Regions from separate parts of the Mus musculus genome. Here region 2 is linked to region 1. A link is a contact called in ENCODE Hi-C or POLR2A ChIA-PET data. All regions are on one chromosome and are shown on one strand. The core of a region is the stretch at or near the end of the contact, and the rest is flanking DNA. Distances in the headings are between cores, read along the strand shown.

The links. A loop is a pair of places that touch in the nucleus more often than their neighbours do. ChIA-PET counts read pairs that join two places held with the same protein, here RNA polymerase II (POLR2A).
Region 2: a map of heart shows a loop between it and region 1 (2.9-fold over the local background). The contact joins the promoter of D5Ertd579e here to the promoter of 2210406O10Rik in region 1. A Hi-C loop is called at or near these places in 1 of 37 maps with a recorded cell type or tissue (heart). POLR2A ChIA-PET finds 5 or more read pairs at or near these places in 2 of 5 experiments (Patski and embryonic stem cell).

What each region holds. Positions count from the first base shown.
Region 1 is chr5:36,463,550-36,466,224 of GRCm38, reverse strand. It overlaps 2210406O10Rik (RIKEN cDNA 2210406O10 gene), which reads left to right and starts at 1,371. Exons shown (of 3, transcript NR_126488.1): 1 at 1,371-1,710. Grpel1 (GrpE-like 1, mitochondrial) reads right to left here and starts at 1,040. Exons shown (of 4, transcript NM_024478.2): 1 at 970-1,040. The coding sequence starts at 1,031.
Region 2 is chr5:36,694,695-36,697,369 of GRCm38, reverse strand. D5Ertd579e (DNA segment, Chr 5, ERATO Doi 579, expressed) reads left to right here and starts at 1,349. Exons shown (of 9, transcript NM_001081232.3): 1 at 1,349-1,515.

The DNA of each region.
Region 1 (2,675 bases), core at 122-2,621:
CATCTTTCTTCAAAACCACAATTTCAGAGATAGACATGAACCAAGCTGGGGGATGGGACAGGGCCGGATGGGATGGGAAATGGGGGTTCTTTCCTGTCAACTCTAAACAGAGCACCACAAATAGGAAGTGCTTCCCCCGGAATACTTCAGACTCCTCCCTGCTTTGCACAACATAGACCTGTTTTCATCTTTTAGTCACAAGTACGAGATCATCCGCCTGCTCACTCTCACCCGCTGAAAAGGCCAGCTCCCGTTCACTCCGTTTCCATAAGACTCAGGCAAAGTCTCTCTTTTTTTAATCAACCAAAAACTTGGTCCTAGCAGGGAACAAGCTAAAGATACTGAGCCTAACTTTGGAGATGCGACTCAAAAACCTGAAGCCACGGGTAAAAGTAAAGATGGCAAAAATGGGCATTGTCTAAATAAACTGCACACACACTGGCTTTCTTGCTCCTTGGACCTCACATTCCGCGGAGGGCAAAAGTGGGGGAAGGAATGTGAGTGGAAAAAGCCCACAAACCAGGCAGTACACATCCTGGACTGGATTAGGGATTAGCAACCCCAGCCCCTGGTCGGGCGGGCTTCTGCCTGGCTGCCTGACCTTGGGCAAGTCTCCCGCTTCTAAGCTTGACTTTTGCAATTCCAGGAGGGGTGGTGCCCCTATGCCCGAGAGAGTGCCGTGTGTCACCAGACAAACAAATGGCGGAGCCTTCCACCTGACGCATCACCCAGATCCCCGCATTTACGCCCCAGCGTCCCCACTTCTCGTCTCTTGAGCCCAGTTCGCGCAGTGCCGCACAGTAAACACCAGGACAGCCGCGCGTTGAGAACAGGCACAGGGACTCGATGGTGAGGATGTGACTTCAGGGTGCACGGGCACCGCCTGCGGGGACCAGTCCTGCCGCTAAACCCCCCACCAGAGCTCTCGGCCGTGAGTGAGGCCGACGCAGAGGAGTGAAGCTCTCTTACCTGAACGACAGTGCCAAAGCCGGGAGGCTGCGGCGCGCCAGCCTCACACACCGAGCCGCCATGACTGCCCCCGAGGTCGCGTCACTGCGCCCACACTGAGCATGCGCGGACGCCCCTTACACCGGTTTTCCCACCTACTGCTGCTTTTTAGCTAATCCGTGACCGCTGTTGTTCTGATGGACAGACCATTTCCACCAATAATTACGAGTCATGACGGAATTCTGTTTCCTCCTTCTCCGGTGGGCGGAGACTGAGGCTTCTGGGAGCCCCGGAAGGTGAGGAGGTGAAAGGTGAGGTGGGAGGAGTGGAGGAAAATGGAGCTTCTGTGGGCGTGGTCGCGCCAGGGGACAGCCAATGAAGAGGAAGAGCGTCAGGGCGGGCAGAAGGCGGCGAGCGCTAGGCGGGGACCCGGGAACTCGTGCCAAGTGACTGGTGCTCGCTTTAGGCTCCTGCTACCTTCTGCGGGCGGAACGTGGGTGTCCCGGGAAGGGACGGACCCCATCTCTACTATGCCGCAAGCGCGTTGTGTCAACAGGCTGGCTGTGGACGGCCCGATGAGCGTTACTTGATTTTGTACTTTCGGCCACCTCCAATTTTCTCAGAACGCAACATAAGAAAAAAAAAAACTAACAGCAGTGTGTGCAGGAGAGCTTCGAAAATATGGGTGCTGATGTTTGGTCACTGCTATGGGGGAGGTCGCAGAGCTGAGAGTTGTCGGAGGACGTTTTCTGTCCTGTCTAGGTATGTGCAGCTTCTTCCTTCCTCCCCCCGGCTCCCGCAAATCTCGAGACAGAACGCTTCGTCCGTGGACTACGGCTTGTGTGTGCTCTCGGCGGATCTCTTGAGTTCTAGGCCAGCCTGGTCTACAGAGTGAGTTCCAGGTCAGCCAGAGCTACACAGAGAAATTTTGTCTCGTAAAACAAACCAAACCAAACCAACCAAACAAACAAACAAAAAAGGGACCAAAATTCTATTATTTAATTTCGCTCTTTTAAAAATCATTTCCCCAGCACATGCTGCCTTTTGCCCGCCGTGGGCGTGGGGCAGAGCATGTCCACACAAAAAGCACAGCTCTCACCTCATAGGAAATAAGTTTATTCTGGAGTCATTTATGAGTGACTGGCCCAGAAACAGTTTTAGGACACCTGTGTTCCAACGTGAAAACAGTTTCAGGACGTTTGCATAGTAGCAGAACAAAGAAAGCCACAACTCAAGACATAAAATATATTAGTGAAAACATTAAGTAGGTGATTATAGCAAACGGGAATCTCAGCTGTAGTCCGCAGATGCTATTTGATAGCAAGCTTAGCCCTTTGGTGGAGATTAGAGTTTTGTTACTGTGTTACCAAGATTTTAATCGTCTTTTCCTGCTGTTAGGTCTGACACTGAGTGGGGCAGGGAATCTATTTAATGAACTAAAGATAGCCCAAGATAAATTGTAACTAGGCTCTGCACCTGCAAGGTTCAGCATCTCCAGTCATTGAGGCTTTAATCCGTCAATTGGCCTTTGCAGACAGTTTCTTTCCAGGAATCCTGGTTCACTGGTGTTTTGTAGGACAAGTGACCTGATTTGTTAATTCATTAGGGCTGGGGTCGAGTAAGAGGAGAAGGGATACTTAGAGCACCAATGAAATCAAGAGACATAATTGGATTGAGTCTATGGCACTTGGTTGTGATGGAACAAACCAACCGTGAAAAGGGCAGGG
Region 2 (2,675 bases), core at 100-2,599, 230 kb before region 1:
CCCTACTATCGATATGCCTTTACAGAAGGTACAGACTAGGAGACACTAATGTTATTATGGATGTATGTACCAAAAAATGTGTGCAAATTCTCCATATTTAGGGAAATGTTTCCCTGGTCTGTGCAAGCCTGGCTTCTGAGGTCCTGAAGATCCTGACACCATTTATGCCCACCTTCACTCTCAGATGACCCTGGATTTTCCACTCTCTCGCATGTTATATGAGTTTGCCTGGCTGCCCGCCCTGGAACAGGTAACCAAAAGATGTGTAGTAAATAAAACTGTGGCTTGTGACTCACCTCAAATGAACCCCGAGGCAACAAAAGGGGGAGCAAACTAAGGAAGGGTAAGACTTGGGTGAAGGAAAAGATCCCCGACAATAGAGCCAAAGGCCTGTGCTCAAATTCTGCCTCCATCCCGAGGCGTCACCCACTCCCCAGCCTGTTCCGGGTCTCTCCAGGAAGGCTTTACTTTGGGTTTCTCCGGGAGAGTGAAAAGATGTTTGTTGGAACAGTATGGATTCTATGAAAGGACAGTTCTTTTAGGTTCCTGACCTTGGCTTGCATACAAGAGTCCAGCCTACCTCAGCAGAAAAGTACTTCCAGTTCTCTGCTCCTCCCAGAAGCCTGAGCTGAGCTTGGGAACTCCGGGTCTCAGACTCTGAACCCAAGAACAGGGCCTGGTGCCTGGCGGTGCTCAATGAGTTTGATGAACTACATGCAGGTCACTCCCCTACGGGACCTGTTCTTGCCTTTGTATAGAAGGCACATCTCTGGCTTTTCTTCCTGGTACTTCTGACATCTACATCTGCTTTTCTGGAAGAGCCTAGGAGTCACATTTAGGGAAGGTGAGTAGGTGGGAAGAGGCTTTTGATTAAAAGGTTAGTGCACATTTTTGGCTCCCACTTCCGAATCTTCCAGAAGGTCTTTTATTTTTTGCCTACTTAATAATAACATAAAAAAGCCATGTCACTTTTTGTTTTTAATTGAAGTCTTTATGTTAAGCCGCCCACTCCAGCCATTCCAGGACATGGCGAAGAGGGGGCGCGGACAGGTGTAACGCGGGGGTTTGTGTTGGAAGGGCTCTGCAAAGCCGGGTCTCAGTGACCCAGCGGGAGGTCACCGACCCAGGAGCCCTCTCTCAGGGCCTGGTAAAGCTTCAAAGCCTCGGATCCTCAGGTCGGCCTCGTGGTGTCAGGATCTTCAGGACCCCAGAATCCAGTCCTGCGCGCCTGCTGCTCCCCCACCCACACAGCACGAGGGCGGAGCCCCGGCGCGCTGATGTAATCCCGGCGCCTGGGCGGAAGGATATGGAACGCGGCGTTGGCTGGCCGGGCGCTGAGGCTGTTGCCAGGTAACGCAGCGGAGCGGCTGCCGCGCGCCGCCTCCCGCCCTCCGCCGCCTGGCGCTGGGGCCGCCGCCGCTTTACGTAAGGCGCAGGCCAGGGCCGCCCGGCGCTCGGCAGCCGCCTGCAGCCCTCGGAGCGCAAGGAGAGGCGCCCACCCGGTAGCCTTGGCAGGTAGGCGGCGGCCGGGAGCGGGGCCGTGGCGGGTGGCGGGCCAGAGGGATGTCCGGCTCGAGGACCCCGCGGGCGGCGTGCGATGAGTGCGCACAATGGGCCGCGGCGGGCTGAGGCGGCCCGGCCTGAGGACAGCGGCCTCGCCTCGCCCCGCGCCCTCAGCTTTGTCCTTCGGCGGTCGGGGGCGGGCGCGGCGCGGTGAGTGGCGGGCACGCGGGCCTATGGCGCGGGGTCGAAGAAGGTGACGGCCGAGGGCAGAAGTGACAGGCCCCGGAGTCGCCGGCCTGCGCGCGCCACCGCCCGGACCCTCGCGGCCCGGCTTCCGGCCGGCGTCCCGGGAGCTCCCGGTGGACGCCGGGCCAGGGCTGAGCGCTTTGCGTAGAGGCCAGGACAGGGCGAGCAGTGGGGAGCAGACCCCGAACCTGGCAGCCCCTCCCTTCAGTGTTTGCCCTTCTGTAGACAAACCTTAAAGGTTTAACCAAGAAAAGTGAGATGGGGGATAAACGGGAGGGGGACATGCGACTCCGGAGTCATTTACTAAACGGGGTTCTTGGGTCTCATCACCTGCTTTGCCTTGTTGCCCAAGTAACTGACAATGCATTTTGCGTTTCTGGTTCTTGGCTTGCTAAGGAAACGGTAGGAGAGGCTTGCCGAGGAGCCGGGGACGTGCAGTTTGGATAACAGGTGATGCCATGGAAAAGCCTATGCAGTGAAAACCCCACGCAAGATTTCTGCCACCAGTATAGGACCCGTTGCATGACACTTTGTCGGTTTTAGAGACTTCAGATTTAAAAGAAGGGGAAAAATATCTGTCACTCTGCATTCTGAAGGTCAAATATTCGCCCGCAGATGTTTTGGGCTGAACCATTCTTAACTAGGTCTCAGGATCTTTATGACAAAAACCATTCTGGAACTGTGCATTTGAAATACCCATGGAGGCTTCTTGCAGTTGATACTTATTATTGTAGATTTAGTTGCTATTCTTGCCAACTGATGTACTTTTAAAACGTGTTCTTTCACAAGTTCATTTATATATCTCTATAATGTCCCTTTATCATATTTCCCCACTATCTTCTCTTAGACAAACATTGAATTATAATTATATATTAATGTGTGTGTTTGGGTGCATGTATATTTAACGCGTGGAGGCCAGTGATCAA